Regions from separate parts of the Homo sapiens genome. Here all the other regions are linked to region 2. Evidence: chromatin loops called from intact Hi-C (ENCODE). Cell type or tissue: Caco-2. All regions are shown on one strand.

What was found. A loop is a pair of places that touch in the nucleus more often than their neighbours do. Peaks named below come from ENCODE experiments on the same cell type or tissue, not always from the same donor. Only the 100,000 strongest peaks of a DNase experiment are listed, where the experiment ranks them.
Region 1: it touches region 2 in a loop (8-fold over the local background); 1 of 110 quality-filtered maps calls a loop at or near these places.
Region 3: a loop joins it to region 2, with 8 times the contacts of the local background. A loop is called at or near these places in 1 of 110 quality-filtered maps.

The regions. Positions count from the first base shown.
Region 1 is chr6:69,104,535-69,107,034 of GRCh38, reverse strand. All of the region lies in intron 17 of ADGRB3 (adhesion G protein-coupled receptor B3), which reads right to left. Among named protein-coding and RNA genes, the nearest start is that of ADGRB3, 470 kb to the right of the region's middle. In Caco-2, no CTCF peak of the experiment used is centred here; no DNase peak of the experiment used is centred here.
Region 2 is chr6:68,994,559-68,997,058 of GRCh38, reverse strand. The region is part of intron 11 of ADGRB3 (adhesion G protein-coupled receptor B3); the gene reads right to left. Among named protein-coding and RNA genes, the nearest start is that of ADGRB3, 360 kb to the right of the region's middle. In Caco-2, no CTCF peak of the experiment used is centred here; a DNase peak (open chromatin) is centred at 1,348.
Region 3 is chr6:69,062,984-69,065,483 of GRCh38, reverse strand. ADGRB3 (adhesion G protein-coupled receptor B3) reads right to left here. Exons shown (of 32, transcript NM_001704.3): 16 at 2,448-2,500. Among named protein-coding and RNA genes, the nearest start is that of ADGRB3, 430 kb to the right of the region's middle. In Caco-2, no CTCF peak of the experiment used is centred here; no DNase peak of the experiment used is centred here.

The DNA.
Region 1 (2,500 bases), 110 kb before region 2:
CCTCAATCTAGTAATGCAAGTTTTGAGAGACTGGAGGATTTGGCTACATTTATATTCAAGTGAACTAACGGCACTGGTCCAAAATTTCTTCCATTTTTCTTTTTCTACTAGGCAGGTTTTCATGCTGCATATGCACAGAGTCAGGAATTACACCGTGATGCTGCCCTAGTAGAAGACTCTAAGCACGTTTACATCCTGCTGTGATTTGCCTTCAGTTATTTAGACATTCCCTTTGTCTTTTACATGGCCAATAGCACATTGGTCATTTCTACATTACCAAATACTGCAAGTGTAAACAAATAATTCATGATGAATGTTTCCCCAGCAGCTCAGTCCTTTACACAAGTCCCTTGGGGAAAGTGCCTTTTCAGGCTTTACTATAAAGCATACGATTAAAGCCTCTGGCAAACTGCTGGATTCATTGAATTCTCCTGGTGAACAAATGGATCTGACCAGTGATGGTAATTGAAATAAGTTGGTTGAGGAGCAAAAGCTTTTACTTACTTAGATACTTTTCAAAAGGTGATTTACTTTCTTATGGAAGGGAGGAGGGTACACGAATGCATTTTCTTACATTTTTAGTACTAATACGGACAGAAAAAATAAGGCCTAATGAAAATAGAGGTGCAGAAATATAACTTCAACCTAGACCTGTCATACACCACCGTTTAATTAAACAGCTTGTACTCCTTTACAAGCATATGCCTGGAAATGCATGGTTGGAATGGACAGGCATGCCTTAGCCAAATACTAGTAATAAATGTAACATAAAAATATAACATAAAAATAACATAAAATAACATAACAAATTTATTTTCTTCAAAGTTTCTTTTCTTTTTTCTTTTCTTTTCTTTTTTTTTTTTTTTTTTTAACGCAGTCTCACAGAAAAAGCCTGTTGCCCAGGCTGGAGTGCAGTGGCACGATCTCAGCTCATTGCAGCCTCTGCCTCCCGGGTTTAAGCAATTCTTCTATTCTTCTGTCTTAGACTCCCATGCCTCAGCCTCCCGAGTAGCTCAGATTACAGGCACGAGCCACCATGTCCTGGCTAATTTTTGGATTTTTACTAGAGATAAGCTTTCACCATGTTGGCGAGGCTGGTCTCAAACTCCTGACCTCAGGTGACCCACCCGCCTTGGCCTCCCAAAATGCTGGGATTACAGGTATGAGCCACCGCATGTTATTCTAATATTTGTTTTCCCCCATTCAACAAGGTAACTGGATCTCCCTGGTGCTAGGCTGTGTTCACATCTGGGTTCTGACACTTTCTAGCTTTGTAGCCTTGGGCATGCTACTCCATCTGCCCTGCCCTCAATTTCCTCATTCATAAAAGAGAGATAAAACTAGTAACTGCATTATATGATTTTTGGGATATTAAATGTTTTTTCTTTTATAAAAGCCTGAAGCAATAGTATTGAGAAGCAATACTAGCCCTGGCAGAAACGGGGCTGGGAGTTTGGGGAGAGGTAAGAGAAAGAGATAAATTATGAGCTTGGACTAGACAGCTGGCAAGACTTTTCAAAAGGAAGGAGGCAGAGGGCGATGTAGGCCTGAGGAACTCACACTGACAGTAGGAGAGGGCAGGAAATAGGGAAATAGCTGCATGGTACACGAATGTGTCTGAATCAAGTTCTGAGAAAAATTTCCATGCCCAGGAGGAGGGCAAAATAGCAGCAGAAGCACTGCTACTCATCCATGGCAGCCAAAGTGAAGTCAGTACCAGTGGAAGTCCTCAAGTGTCTTCATTAGATCCCTGGAAATTTTAGAGGCTGAAATGGGCAGGAGGGAAAGGTGGGAGAAAGGGAAGGGTGGTACAATAATGGTAGATGGAATTTCCAGGGAACTCACTAGGATAAGCGTCCAGAATCAGATGAAATTTGATTTTAAGAAAAATGAATGATGAAACATTTCTTGCAATTGAGAGTTTGTGGAGCACAAGTTGTATCTACCAAACATCCATTCTATATTGCCTACTACCATTAGTATTGAGTAACCTTCCACTTCACTTACTTGAGGATCAATTATTAAGTCATTTGCTATAAACTACAATGTTAAAACACTTTTCAAATATTATCAAAAGCATAAAACTTGTATGTTGATTATGATATCCGGTGTCTCCCAATCACAAGAAAAATATCTTTTGGATGAAAATGAACAGATGATAATGAAACAGTAAAACATAATACACATATGTTTTTGAAACTTCCTTGGAGCAGACTACAAATTAATTGTTTAAATATAAATTTTTAAATAAACTTCCAGAAATGTATTACCATGAAATATGATAATAAATATTGAATTATTGAGCAAATAGGAAAATTTTTACTGAAACACATATTGTGTTTTCAGTGTTACTCTTTGTTTTCTTACCACAAAAGTAGTTGGTTAGAAGTGACAGCTTCCCATACTATATTATAGAAAAGAGCAACATATTCTTTACATGATTTCATTTGCCTATACATTTTTATTAAAATGTTGAAAAAATCTAATAAAACAAAAATTC
Region 2 (2,500 bases):
TTTAATAAAATACCTTGCACATAACTACATTTAAAAGAATATATTCCCTTTAATTTTACTTAATTTCTCTTTTATCTTTTCTCATCATTTTCTACTGGAAAAAGGATGAAAAAAGTTCATGGATACCTCTGTGATTATTACCACTACTTTTGTTGTTAATACATTCAACAAACATTTGTTGAACATCTTCTATAGACAGGATTCTATGTGAAATCTTATTTGCAGGAGGTGGGCTGGCACTTGGCTAGGGTCCAAAGATGGATCAGAAACATGTCTTTTTTTCCGAAGATTTGCTAATTAGTGCTGATACTACAAGATATGATGAGATGCAGAAGAGGAAATGCTCTTGGAGTTCACAGGCCCATAAGACCTGAGAACTTCAACAGCAGATTGAGATAGACGAAGCCGGTCTGAAAACACAGAGGAAGCAAAGACCCAGAGCCAAGAACATACAGTGCTTTCAGGAATCAGGAAGTGGTTCATTTACCTCAAGTGGCTGGTCTGTGAGGAGAAAGAGTAATCCACACATGAGGCTGGAAAGGTAGGTAACCTACATATGTGGAGTGTACTAGGAGGCAGTATAATGACTTCAAGTTGTCATTCGGGAAGACTTGAAGCTCTACCAAAGGTTTTTGAGTAGACAGTGACATAATCAGAGCTGTTCTATGATAAATTATAGTACCACAGTATATAACATTGCTAGGGATGTAGGTAAACAGGCGAGGGAGGATCAAAAGGAAGAGGCCACAGAAATCATGTAGGCTGAGGTAATTAGAGGCTGACCTGGATGACAGTAGTGGAAAGAGAGAGGAAAGAATGGATGAAAGAGGCATTAAGTAGGCAGACCCAAGAGAAAAGAGAAAAGGAAAAAGTCAAGATGGCATTTCAATTCTAGCTAGGGACTACTAATTCTATTTTTAAAAAGTGGAGAAATGCAAGAAAACTTGGAATTAAGATTAGTTTATGCCACATTAATCCTGAGTTGCTAGCCAATTAGAAATGCCCAGAGCCCTTGGACATGGCAAAAACTAAAGTAACGTGAAGTTCAAAGAATATTGATGAAGATTATAAACCAGAGTTTATAATCAAGTAAAGAAGACAGTAAATATTTGCAAATTCTTTGTATAAAATTGTGGGAAGTAGAATACAAGAGATAAAAATTCTTTGAAATTTCAGATAAGAGAAAAATCATTTTCAGATAAAGGTGGGGGTTGGTCATCTGGAGTTCAGAAAGACTTACCAGAGTTGAGCTAGAATTATGACAGGCAGAGATGGGAGAGGAAGGAATTTCAGATAAGGAGGGCATTCCAGATGCCCCAAAAGACAACAGTAAAGTTAATGACATAGGAAAATGCAGCTGCCATTTGTGAGGCAATGACGAGGACACCAACGTGCTTAGGACTTTGTGTATACTTCCTTTGATGAAGTAGGATGGAAAGAGAGAAACCTATTTCTGACTAGACTAAAATGAAACAAGATAATTAGCCAAATTGCTCTATTTAAGTCAAACCAGCTAATGTCAATGACTAAGCAACTGGTTAATGGAATTTTTCATTGAATTTATGCACACAAATAAGTAGCTCAGTCAAAATATGTTCTAAATATAAACTGGTCACATTAATTTCTTGAACTTGCACACATAAGAATTTTGAAGCCCTACACTTTTGAGAGTTAGAGATTATTTCATGGAGTACTTTACCTAATGTTTCAACTGTGAACAGAGTTTATGAGAATTTTTTTGAAATCACAACTTATATTTTGTGTCAAAGACTTTAAATGCTATTTTTAATGTAAATATTAATAGAAGCATTTCAGAACTGCAGGGAAAAGTACTTGGTTACTTTATTAACATTTAAAACTTAGGAAAAAAAGTGTTTCATCTTTGTAAGAGAAAAGCATCTTTGAAATGTTCAAAAGATAATAATCTTCCATCCACTCCAGGCAATGTACTTTTACAATTATAATTTTAAATACGGACAGTGGTGATTTAATATAGAATTCAGCACCAATAATTCTCGTAGCAGTTTCTTTCAGCAGTATATGCATATGATTTTAGCAATATATGTACCTCTATACAAATTAGGGTGTCAGTATTATTTATGAAAGACTCCATGATTCTAAAAAGTCTTGTTTTCCTCTTTCCTTCAATAGCTAATTAAAACAAAACAAAACAAAACAAAACAAAACAAAACAAATCCTGTATTTTCCAAGGGAAATACCAATAAACTTACAAATTTAGAGTAGGCTGAAGGAACACAAAACCTAATCTGGGAGTTTTGCCAAATCTTTATTTTAATGAACTTTATGCAGAGATGCAGTAAGAACATTATGCTGAAAATGCAGAAATGAACTCAGCAGTCTTTGTAGAAGTACCTTTGAATCTACAGCATAAAAAGAGTTAATCTGAAACGCAAACTGTAGTTGCATTAAATATGCTTTGTTTGCCATTCAATAAGCTTTGTTTTAATGGCAAAGGCAATACTGACATTGGGTGAGTACT
Region 3 (2,500 bases), 68 kb before region 2:
AAATACAATAAGCTTTAGAAATTCAAAACACTAAAGTAGAAGGGCTGTATATATTGTACAGACAACAGTGAGATGGATATTTTAAATAAAAGAGTCCAGAGCAGCCCAGAGAGGCTCAGTTGTGTGGTCAGTAACTGGAGGAGCCTCTGAGAAGAGGCACGATGTGCACGGCGGGCAGATTCCAAACAAGAGCGCCTAGAGACTTTTTCTTCTCTAGCATAAAATTGTTCCTCTTTCTATTCTCCTCTCCCCATCCACTTTTTTGTAACAGATTTCTACATGTATACATACATTTTAAACATGGGCTTTCTAGAGTGGAGATATATTCTCGTGGGAACCTGGTCAATTCACTTACTCAAAATACTGAAAGACACAATTAATTCTAAGTGACTTCTGATAATTATCTCATCATTCTTACATGCTGACTTTCATTGTCATTCCAGTACTAGCTGGTGCTTAATAAAATTTGTTGACTATGTTCTTTGTTTTCCATATGTAGAAAATATTTTTAGTACATGGTTTATATCTTCTGTAAATCAGCTGACAAAACACATTTCCAGAACATAAAAGACAGACTCAAAGCTTAAATACGTTCATTTCAAATAGTTTTATTATACTCAAATAGTGAGACTATTTCAACACTATTTTTGAGACTACTCTTTTTTAATTTATTAAAAAAGCTTCCTTTAACATGTCCTTTAAGTTCTAAATAATGATTTCATCTTTATCAAAGTCTCGTGATTCATTTGCACAACTGTTCTCTGCATAAGAAACAGAGTACACATTCTGATACTGGGTGCTTCTTCAGTAATTCTATAATCTGATACAGAGAATTAATCTCTTACTACATTCTCCCAATACTTGTAACTGTAGAAAAACAATAAAAACATATATTTTTGTAAAAAATTTTGAATACACAAATTCTTTATTCAAAAGCAAATGTTCAGAAGTTAAAAATGTCTCCCAGTTCTCAGTGCAGTGAAGAGATGAGGGCTATACTAAGGTATGAGGAGGTAGATATTGTAGAACTAAAACACGTTCTTAAGGTTAGATAGAACTAGTATGGTCACATTTTGACAAAAGCAGGAAAACACCTAATAGTTTAAATATTAACTAATAGTTTAAATAGTTTAAATAGTTAAACTATTTAGAATAGTTTAAAGTTAAATAGTTTAAATAGTTAAACTATTTAGAATAGTTTAAAGTTAAATAGTTTAAATATCAAATGATCTTTGAAAGTTATTGCAGAGAGATTTGAAATTTTTATTAAATAATCCAGGAAGCCTGGCTCATCTTAGAAAAAGTGATTCACAGAAAAGGTGATTATCATTTTTCTATAAAACTAAGGCTGATTTTTTTCAGGAAATCAGAAACTACACAATAGTAGAAAATACACAAATTTTACAGCCAAAAGAATGTGAGTTTAAATTATGCTATGTCATTCACTAACTATATGGGCTTGGGATAATGACTTAATCACTTTTTCCTTTATTTTTTTTTCAATGTAAAGAAAGGTCAACTTCATAAAAACTTTGCAAGGATAAAAATATGTACAAGTAAATCATGAAACTGACTTATTTTAATACAGGAACTATGAAAGTACAATAAGGAAGACTTTCATAGGGATCACTTTCCTTGCTCCTCCACTTCAATGATTTAAGTATTTGAAGTGAATATTTAAATAATAAGTAGACATTGAAAATTTGTACAGAGGACTGAACAAAATCTGAAGCATTTCAGCTGCAGTTGGATAGATTTAAGAATGGGTTCTTTTCATTCTGAGATGAAAGATTTTGATTTAGACAATGCGATCACCTAGGTAGTTATAATAAGCCTTCCCTGATCCTTGACTTAGTATTTCTACACGCTACCCACTCCACCCAGCACCCCCTTCCTCTGAATTAATCATTCCCCTCTGCACTGTTTATAACTTTTACTGTGGCATGCAACTTAAATTTTTTCTTTCCTACCACATAGTGAGATCAAGTTTTATTTAAAGATAAAACTCACCAATTTTAAGTATATAGTTTAATGCTTTGGATAATTGTATACTACCATGTAAGCACCACTACAGTTAACAGGCTTTTACTCACCTCATCTTCTCCAGTGCCTAGCACAAAGCTTGGTAAAGATGTGTGCACTGATAAATGATTTATTAACTATTATTTGGATAAATTGAAGAGAATTTTATCATGAAAAAAGCATAGAATAACCATTCTTTGTTTCTTTATAATACATATACTCATTTGGATAAATTGAAGAGAATTTTATCATGAAAAAAGCATAGAATAATCATTCTGTTTCTTTATAATACACATACTCATAACAAGTTAATATATTTGCAACTATAAAAGTCTAGAAAATGTATTCTGGTGTTATCAGTTGAAAGAATGACTGTTAGAAAGGTAATTCCATAAGCAAGTCAGTGCCCAGTGGATGGTACTTACATTAGCCAAATGAGCTAGTTCTATCTCCAGAAACGAATCGGTTGTTTTGGGTT